Regions from separate parts of the Homo sapiens genome. Here region 1 is linked to region 2. Evidence: read pairs that join two places in POLR2A ChIA-PET (ENCODE). Cell type or tissue: MCF 10A. All regions are shown on one strand. Each heading gives the region's core, and the rest is flanking DNA. Links, peaks and the distances in the headings are about the cores only. Region 1 has its middle 23 kb from the start of NHLRC1. Region 2 has its middle 6.3 kb from the start of KIF13A.

What was found. Peaks named below come from ENCODE experiments on the same cell type or tissue, not always from the same donor. Only the 100,000 strongest peaks of a DNase experiment are listed, where the experiment ranks them.
Region 1: POLR2A ChIA-PET joins it to region 2 with 5 read pairs; 2 of 35 experiments call an interaction of 5 or more read pairs at or near these places.

The regions. Positions count from the first base shown.
Region 1 is chr6:18,097,132-18,101,527 of GRCh38, forward strand. No RefSeq gene overlaps it. Among named protein-coding and RNA genes, the nearest start is that of NHLRC1, 23 kb to the right of the region's middle. In MCF 10A, for the core only: no CTCF peak of the experiment used is centred there; no DNase peak of the experiment used is centred there.
Region 2 is chr6:17,991,706-17,996,101 of GRCh38, forward strand. No RefSeq gene overlaps it. Among named protein-coding and RNA genes, the nearest start is that of KIF13A, 6.3 kb to the left of the region's middle. RefSeq lists an enhancer at 1,831-1,880. In MCF 10A, for the core only: no CTCF peak of the experiment used is centred there; a DNase peak (open chromatin) is centred at 1,966.

The sequences.
Region 1 (4,396 bases), core at 194-4,193, 110 kb after region 2:
AGCGTGGTGGCTCACGCCTGTAATCCCAGTACTTTGGGAGGCTGAGGCGGGCAGATCACTTGAGGTCAGGAGTTTGAGACTAGCCTGGCCAACGTGGTGAAACCCCATCTCTACTAAAAATACGAAAATATTAGCCCGGCATGGTGGTGCACTCCTGCAATCCCAGCTACTTGGGAGGCTGAGGCAGGAGAATCGCTTGAACCTGGGAGGTGGAGGTTGCAGTGAGCCGAGACTGCGCCGCTGCACTCCAGCCTGGGTGACAGAGCAAGACTCCGTCTCAAAATAAATAAATAAATAAATAAATAAATAAATAAATAAATAAATAAAACAAATAGGGAATGTTGAGTGTGGAAACTATCAATGAAGATAAATTCTACCCAGTGTGCAAACTATACTAAAAATTTCTGCTAGAATTTTAAGGACACAAGCGTAATGTAGAAGGCACAGAATACTTTTTAGGACAATAAAAGACAGCACCATACTTGGTGACGACTGTGGCAAATGTTAATCAGGGAGGCTGATTCTTTTAGTCAAAACACAAATGTCGTCCTAGACAGACGGTCAGCTTGTCAGCTTGTCAGGGGAGAAGAGGCTAAGTGCTAAGCTGGAGCTGACTTTCTTGTGAGATGCTGGAAGTCAGGAGAGGGGCTTCCGATGTTTGGGAACTTCGTGGAGATGTTCTGCCACTGGGCTTGGGCCTGGGAAGATGAGTAGGACTCAACAAGGGGGACAGTGGCTTTCTTGGCACTTCTGGGCAATCTGTTGAAAGCATCTTTATGTACGGCTCCCTCCCACAAGCCCACCTTGGGGTGTGAGAGTATTGAGATATAATTATTATAAGTCAGGGCTGATCTTGCCCTTCGGAGAGTGTTCAAGCTGATCATTCTTCATTAGACAGAACTCGCCAGAGACATTGTCTCATCAGAACGCTTCACCCTGCAAGTAAAGGCCACACACAAAGAGACTGAGAAAAGGAACCACAGCCAGAGAAGCAACCAAATACAGAAACTTGGAGAAACAGGAGGGAGTATGAAAATTGAAGGTGATAATTTAAAATGGAGAACTGGGCCAGGCGCAATGGCTCACGCCTGTAATCCCAGCACTTTGGGAGGCCAAGGTGGGCAGATCGCTTGACCCCAGGAGTTTGAGACCAGCCTGGGCAACATGGCGAAACGCCATCTCTACAAAAAATACAAAAATTAGCCAGGCGTGGTGGCTCATGCCTGTAGTCCTGGCTACTCCGGAAGCTGAGGTGGGAGGATGGCTTGAGCCCAGGAGGCAGCAGTTGCGGTGAGCTGGGATTGTGCCACTGCACTCCAGCCTGGGTGACAGAGTCAGACCCTGTTTCAAAAAAATTAAAATTAAAAAATTAAAATTAAAATAAATAAATAACATAAAAATTAAAAGGATATCCAGAAAGAACACCAAAGAAGAGGGTAGAACTGAATCAAGGGATAAGATGATTGTTCAACCCTGGAAAACAATGTGAAGATTCATGCCTCTAATGCTGCATTTCCCAGAACACTAGATCTGTGGTAAGATGAGTTTGAAAACACTGTATCCTATGTCTAACCCCACCCTGCCCCATTTATAATGCAAAACAGCTTATTAAAGGCTCTGAGAAATACTGCAGTAAAGAAACCAATTTAAGCCACACTTTTTTTTTCCAAGATGGAGTCTTGCTCTGTCACCCAGGCTGGAGTGTAGTGGCGCAGTCTTGGCTCACTGCAACCTCCGCCTCCCGGGTTCAAGTGATTCTCCTGCCTCAGCCTCCTGAGTAGCTGGGAATACAGGCGCCTGCCACCACACTTGGCTAATTTTTATATTTTTTTTTGTAGAGACGGGGTGTCACCATGTTGGCCAGGCTGGTCTCGAACTCCGGGCCTCAAGTGATCTGCCCACCTCAGCCTCTCAAGGTGCTGCGATTACAGATGTGAGCCACCATGCCCAACCAACTCATACATTTTATTTATTTATGTATTTATTTATTTATTTATTTTGAGATTGGGTTTTGCTCTATCACCCAGGCTGGAGTGCAGTGGTGCTATCATAGCTCACAGTAACCTCAAACTCCTGGGCTCAAGCAGTCCTCCCGTCTCAGCCTCCCAAGTAGCTGGGAATACAGGCACATACCACCAGTAATTAACTCATTAATTTATTTAAATACAGAACTTCTTTTTCTGCATTACCGCATTCTAGAAACATTCTGTAGGGCTAGAGTTCTACACTACGCATTTGTTACTTGCTGTGTACTGTGTAGTCTCTCCTTATCCACGACGGTAAGTGCCAAGACCCCCCGTGGATGCCTGACACTGCAGATAGTACCAAAGCATATATACACTATTTTTTTTCCTATACATACATACCTATGATAAAGTTTAATTTATAAATTAGGCACAGTAATAGGCTAAGAACAACAATAATAAAATAACAACACACGCTGCAATAAAAGTTATGCAAATGTGATCCCTCTCTTTCTCAAATATCTTATTGTACTCTACTTATCCATTTTCAGACTGTGGTTGACCACAGGTAACTGAAACTGTGGAGGTGAAACTGTGGATAGGGGGGTGGAGACTACTGTATTAAGTAAACATTGTGGCCACAGGAAAAGTGTTTAATGATAGGAAGAAGCATGATACAATGAGAGAAACACCAAGCTAGGTTAGGAGTCGGGTGAGCTGATATAAGCTTGCTGACTCTAATTCTGCATGTCTATGTCCAAAAAAACCTATGTGCAGCTTATATTGCTGAAAATCCAAAATCAGAGAGAATTCAAATGACAGCAAGGTTTAGAACCTGGTTATTCTCCTACGTAGACTAATCAGCTTGTCCAAGTTACTTAATCTTTCCAGGCTGCAATTTACTCATTTGTAAAGTGGGCAAGTTAGACCTCGGGATCTTATGAGCCTGCCAAACTGTAAAACCTATGTGTCAAAAGAGCTCTAATAATCCAAAAAATCCTTTCAGTTGGTACCATGCAGCCCTCCTCCCACTAGTCAAGAAAAAAAAAAAAGTTCCAACAACTTATAAGTAGCTTGACTTCCCATTCAACACTCAAGGGAACCAAATTACTTTCTTCTATTGTGGAACTCTGAGCACAATTGAAAACCAGCTTCATTAGCTGCCTTGACACAAGGCTAAGGCAAATTCTGGAAATGCATATTGTTTTCTAGAAGTGTCTGCCCGGGACTCTCTTAAGGTTCTTCTAGACAAAGGTCATAGGTACCCAACTGAAGCTTGTTTAAAAACAGAGAATTTATATTGGCTCATTTGGGGTTGCATCTAGCTTTGAGAACAGAAAGATTTGAGGGCCCAAATAATGTTACATGGATGTTGTCTTCCTCAATCTCTCAGCTCTGCTTTCTTTTCAATGGGCCTCATTGTCAGGCAGGCTCACTGTACATGGTAACAAAGAGCGCTTTCTGCAGCTCTAGGCTTCATGGTCCTTAACTGCCACGCTTGAAAAAAAAGAGCACTTTACTCCAAATACTTGAAGCAAGATATTAATTGCTAAGAATTACTGAGCACTCACAACATGCCAGGCACTGTCCTAATGCACATGTATGAACTTACATAGGCCTCACCACAACTCTAGACAGCAGGTACTATTACATTTCCATGCTATAGACAAAGAACTAAGGCTCAGAGAGTCTAAATGGTGTGTTTACTTTCCGTACAAGTGATCTTGGGCAAATTAATCTCTCTGTGCCTCAGTTTCCTCATCTGAAAAATGCCAATAGCAACAATTTAGTAGGCTGTTTTGAGAGTTAGGTAAGTGTATTAGTCCGTTTTCATGCTACTGATAAAGACATACCCGAGACTGGGCAATCTACAAAAAAAAAAAAAAAAAAAAGAGGTTCAATTGGACTCAATTCCATGTGGCTGCGGAGGCCTCACAATCATGGCAGAAGGCAAGGAGGAGCAAGTTACGTCTTAGGTGGATGGCAGCAGGCAAAGAGAGAACTTGTGCAGAGAAACTCCCGTTTTTAAAACCATCAGATCTTGTGAGACCCATTCACTATCAGGAGAACAGCACGGGAAAGATCTGACCCCATGATTTAATCATCTCCCACTGGGTCCCTCCCACAACATGTGGGAATTATGGGAGCTACAAGATGAGATTTGGGTGGGGACACAGAGCCAAACCATTTCAGTAAGTATATGTAAGAACCAAAGGAGAGTATCCAACATAGAATCACTGCATGAAACAAGAAGCCAATAATTCTTGGTACCATTTCCACTTGCCATTCTCTTATTTCCTGCATCTTTCCCTTTAATGGTTCAGGAAAATTCAACTTTATAAATTCCATGGTCTGGCTGGGTGCAGTGAGTCATGCCTGTAATCCCAACACTGGGAGGATGAGGTGGGTGGATTGCTTGAGCCCAGGAGTTT
Region 2 (4,396 bases), core at 274-4,273:
ACAGGTTAGAAAAACAGTTCCCATTGGTTCTTTGCAGAGTGACTCTTCTTTCTGCTTTCCTGACCCTTTCCAACTTTAAAGACCAGATTAGTCCTCACCTCTTCTATGAAGAGTTTACTAGTCTGGGCATGGTGGCTCATACCTATAATCCCAGCATTTTGGGAGACTGAGGTGGGCGGATCACTTGAGTCCAGGAGTTCAAGACCAGCCTGGCCAACCCAGTGAATCTCTGTCTCTACTAAAAATACAAAAAAATTATCTGGGCATGGTGGCACATGCCTGTAATCCCAGCTACTTGGGAAGCTGAGGCATAAGAATTGTTTGAACCGGGGAGAAAAGAGGTTGCAGTGAGTCAAGATCATGCCACTGTACTCCAGCCTGGGTGACAGAGTAAGACTCTGTCTCAAAAATAAATAAATAAATAAATAAATAAAAGTTTACTAAACATTTCTTTTTCAAAACAGTTTAGCCTTACATCATTAGGAATTATGTCTTTTTAGCGTTTGAAGGGCCTTTGGGAGTCCTGTGGACCTTTTTACAACAGCCCCCAAAACGGCCACCCATTCCGTGCTTGGATTCCGCTGACAGAGTTCTCAAATTGGAAGAGAAGCTGAACTCAGTCAGGGGACTCCTCAAGTTCTTCGCCTAGGAAAGGCCTCCATGAAGAATCAGATTTGCATCCCTGGGCATTCCACCTAGTGACAGAAGTGCTGCCTTCTCCTGCTTCCCATGCCAAATCTAACTCCCTTTTTTTTTTTTTTTTTTTTTTTTTTTGAGATGGGGTCTTGGCTGTATCACCCAGGCTGGAGTGCAGTGGCGCAACCTCGGCTCACTGCAACCTCCGCCTCCCAGGTTCAAGTGATTCTCCTGCCTCAGCCTCCCGAGTAGCTGGGATTACAGGCACACACCACCACACATGGTTAATTTTTTGTATTTTTAGTAGAGAAGGGGTTTCGCCATGTTGGCCACGCTGGTCTCAGACTCCTGACCTCAAGTGATCTACCTGCCTCAGCCTCCCAAAGCGCTGGGATTACAGGCATGAGCCACCATGCCCAGCCTCCAAATCTAACTCCTGCTATACCTGAAGCCCCTCAGATACTTGAGGCTGGCTTTCATGTCCTTCTGAAGACTTCCATTCCCCTAGAACATGCTGTTCTGGTTACTGTTGTAGTAAATCCCACCAAAATTTAGTGTCTTAAAACAACAACAATCTGGTGGTGTGTGCCTGTAGTCCCAGCTACTCAGGAGGGATGCAAGGACTTTTCTATCATGACAACAGGAGAGTTTGGGATGCTGGACAGTATCCCATTCTGGAGTCAGCGAGGAGAAGAAGCTCAGAGTGTGGGCCCACTGCATACAGGTAAAGGCCCATCAGAGAGCTGGCCCAGCCTGGCTAGAGGCCCTGGACTGGGGCTGAGGTATGGAAAGACCGGTGAGGCTTGCTTGACAGAACACTCTGGCCCAGCCATCAGCCAGCCTTACAATGCCCACAGATCACCATATGCCAACGAATACAGCCATGCGTACTAGTCACTAAGAGGGCCCTGGTCTATGCTCCTTTGTCAGGAAGAGCTTGTTAGCATAGCTTTACTTTAGAAACTGGAAACACCATGGGTTCTGAGGAACTGGCAGACAACTGATAGATAACAAACATCCCAAGGACTCTGGAATCATCCCATTTCAGATGTAAGACTAAGTTCCAAAGTTATTTCAGTCAGAAGTAGCAGATCAGGCTGCCAGGCTGATCTAAAAATTGCTAATGTCTTAAGTCTGCAGAGAATCAAAGAATAATCATAGAACAGTCAAATACTTTTAAATAAGAGGCTTTCTATAAACTAGTTTAACAACCATGAGTCAGCCTAGGCTAAGTTATGACATGGTGACCAACAACGCTTGAATCTCAGTGGCTTACAAAAAGCTTTATGCCCTACACGCATGACTTGTCCATCACAGCCTGCTTGTGGTTTTGCTTCTATCATTTTCTTTCTGAGTCCTAGGCTGACGAAACAGCCCCTAGCTGAGTCAACGCTGGTTTTGTAACAGAAGGAAAGGAGAAGGTGGCAGACCACACAATAGCTCCTCAAGTTTTGCTCAGAAATGGTACACATTGGCTGGGCACGGTGGCTCACGCCTGTAATCCCAGCACTTTGGGAGGCCGAGGCGGACAGATCACGAGGTCAGGAGTTTAGACCAACCTGGCTAACATGGAGAAACCTCGTCTCTACTAAAAATACAAAAAATTAGCCAAGCGTGGTGGCAGCGCCTGTAATCCCAGTATTTGGGAGGCTGAGGCAGGACAATCGCTTGAACCCAGGAGGTGGGTGTTGCAGCAAGCCAAGCCCATGCCACTGCATTCCAGCTTGGACAACAGAGCAGGACTCTGTCTCAAAAAAAAGAGAAAAAGAAAAAAGAAAAAGAAAGGAATGGTACCCATCCCTTCTCAATTTTCATTGGACAAAGGAAGTCACACGGTCAAGCCAAGCATCAATGGAAAAGGGAAAAAGAATTCTCCCCCAGGGAGGGACTCCAAACCATTTATTACAAGAACATTTATATTTCACAACAGTTAACAGTAGATAACATTTATTAAACACTGACTACTTACCAAGCATAGTTTCATTATTTAATCCTCTCAATAACCCTATGAGGCACAAACTATTATTGTCATCCTTCATTATAACTAACCGGTAAAAAGTAAAGAGACAATTTAAGCAGCTTGCCCAAGGTCACATACCTGGGAAGTGATGGCCTTGGGATTTAAATGCAGGTCTTCAAAAACCACAGCTCTCACTTCCACACTGTGACTGCTTCAGATGTGTTTTCCGAAATAAAGCTGCCGACCTACATAATTGGAATGTGCACGTGAGTGGTTTTTCTAAGGGTGATAATGGATTTGCCTTGACTCGTCTCTATTTTTCTGGCACAAAAAATATAAGCAATATAAACAACACTAAATATTATGCTTTACAGTTCAATGCAATATGTAGTCTCCACAAAAGAGTTACAAAATTTATGGGAGATAGAAAAGATGATAATCCTTTTGACAGAAGTAAGGGGTAGGCCACACACAGTGGCTCATGCCTATAATCCCAGCACGTTGGGAGTTTGAGGCGGGTGGATCACCTGAGGTCAGGAGTTCAAGACCAGCCTGGCCAACATGGTGAAACTCTGTCTCTACTAAAAATACAAAAATTAGCTGGGCGTGGTGGTACACACCTGTAGTCTCAGCTACTCAGGAGGCTGAGGCAGGAGAATTGCTTGAACCCAGGAGGCAGAGGTTTCAGTGAGCTGAGATCATACCGCTGCATTCAAGCCTGGGTGACAGAGCAAGACTCCGTCTCCAAAAAAAAAAAAAAAAAAGTAAGGGGTAAAGGAAATTGGGCTCAGAGTAGCAGAGTAGGAAAAGCAGACTTTGATGTCAGACCCACTGTGGTTTGTTTTCCAGCCTCTGTAACTCTTTTTTTTTTTGAAGGGTCTTACTCTGTTGCCTAGGCTGGAATACCGTGGCACAATCTCAGCTCACCGCAACCTCGACCTCCCAGGCTCAAGTGATCCTCCCACTTCAGCCTCCCGAGTACCTGAGACTACAGGTGCATGCCAGTACACACAGCTAATTTTTGTATTTTTTTGTAGAGACAGAGTTTTGCCATGTTGGCTGGTCTTGAACTCCTGAACTCAAGTCATCCACCCACCTCACCCTTCCAAAGTGCTGGGATTACAGACATGAGCCATGGCACTCAGCTCAGCCTCTGTTAGTTACTTTCTGTGTTTACCTTGGACATGCAAGCCTTGGGTCTCTTGTATGTCAGGTGGGTATAATAATGCCCATTTTACAGGGTTCTTGTGAGGGTTAAATGAGATAATGTATGTAGAATGCCTGGTGTGGTGGCTGGCACATAGGTAACAGACATTCAACAAGTGGTAGTTGTTATTCTTACCGTTGTAGCACTTGTTATAGAGGAAAGGATAGAATTTTTTTCTTTTTTTTCTTTTTTTTTTTAGATGGAGTCTCACTCTGTCACCGAGGCTGGAGTGTAGTGGTGTGATCTTGTGTCACTGCAACCTCCACCTCCCGAGTTCAAGCGATTCTTCTGCCTCAGCCTCCCAAGTAGCTGGGACTACAGGCGCACACCACCACGCCTGGCTAATTTTTGTATTTTTAGTAGAGACAGGGTTTCACCATGTTGGCCAGGCTATTCTCGAACTCCCAACCTCAAGTGATCTGCCAGCGTTGGCCTCCCAAAGTGCTGGGATTACAGGCAATAGAATTTCAATATGAATAGCTGTGGAAGAGCAGAGACTAGCAGGAACTAAGCACGTGGGCAGGAAAACAATGAAATGCTGTGCTTTAGGAATCTAATCAAGTATTGGATACAAAAGAGTTGAACCCAGAGAA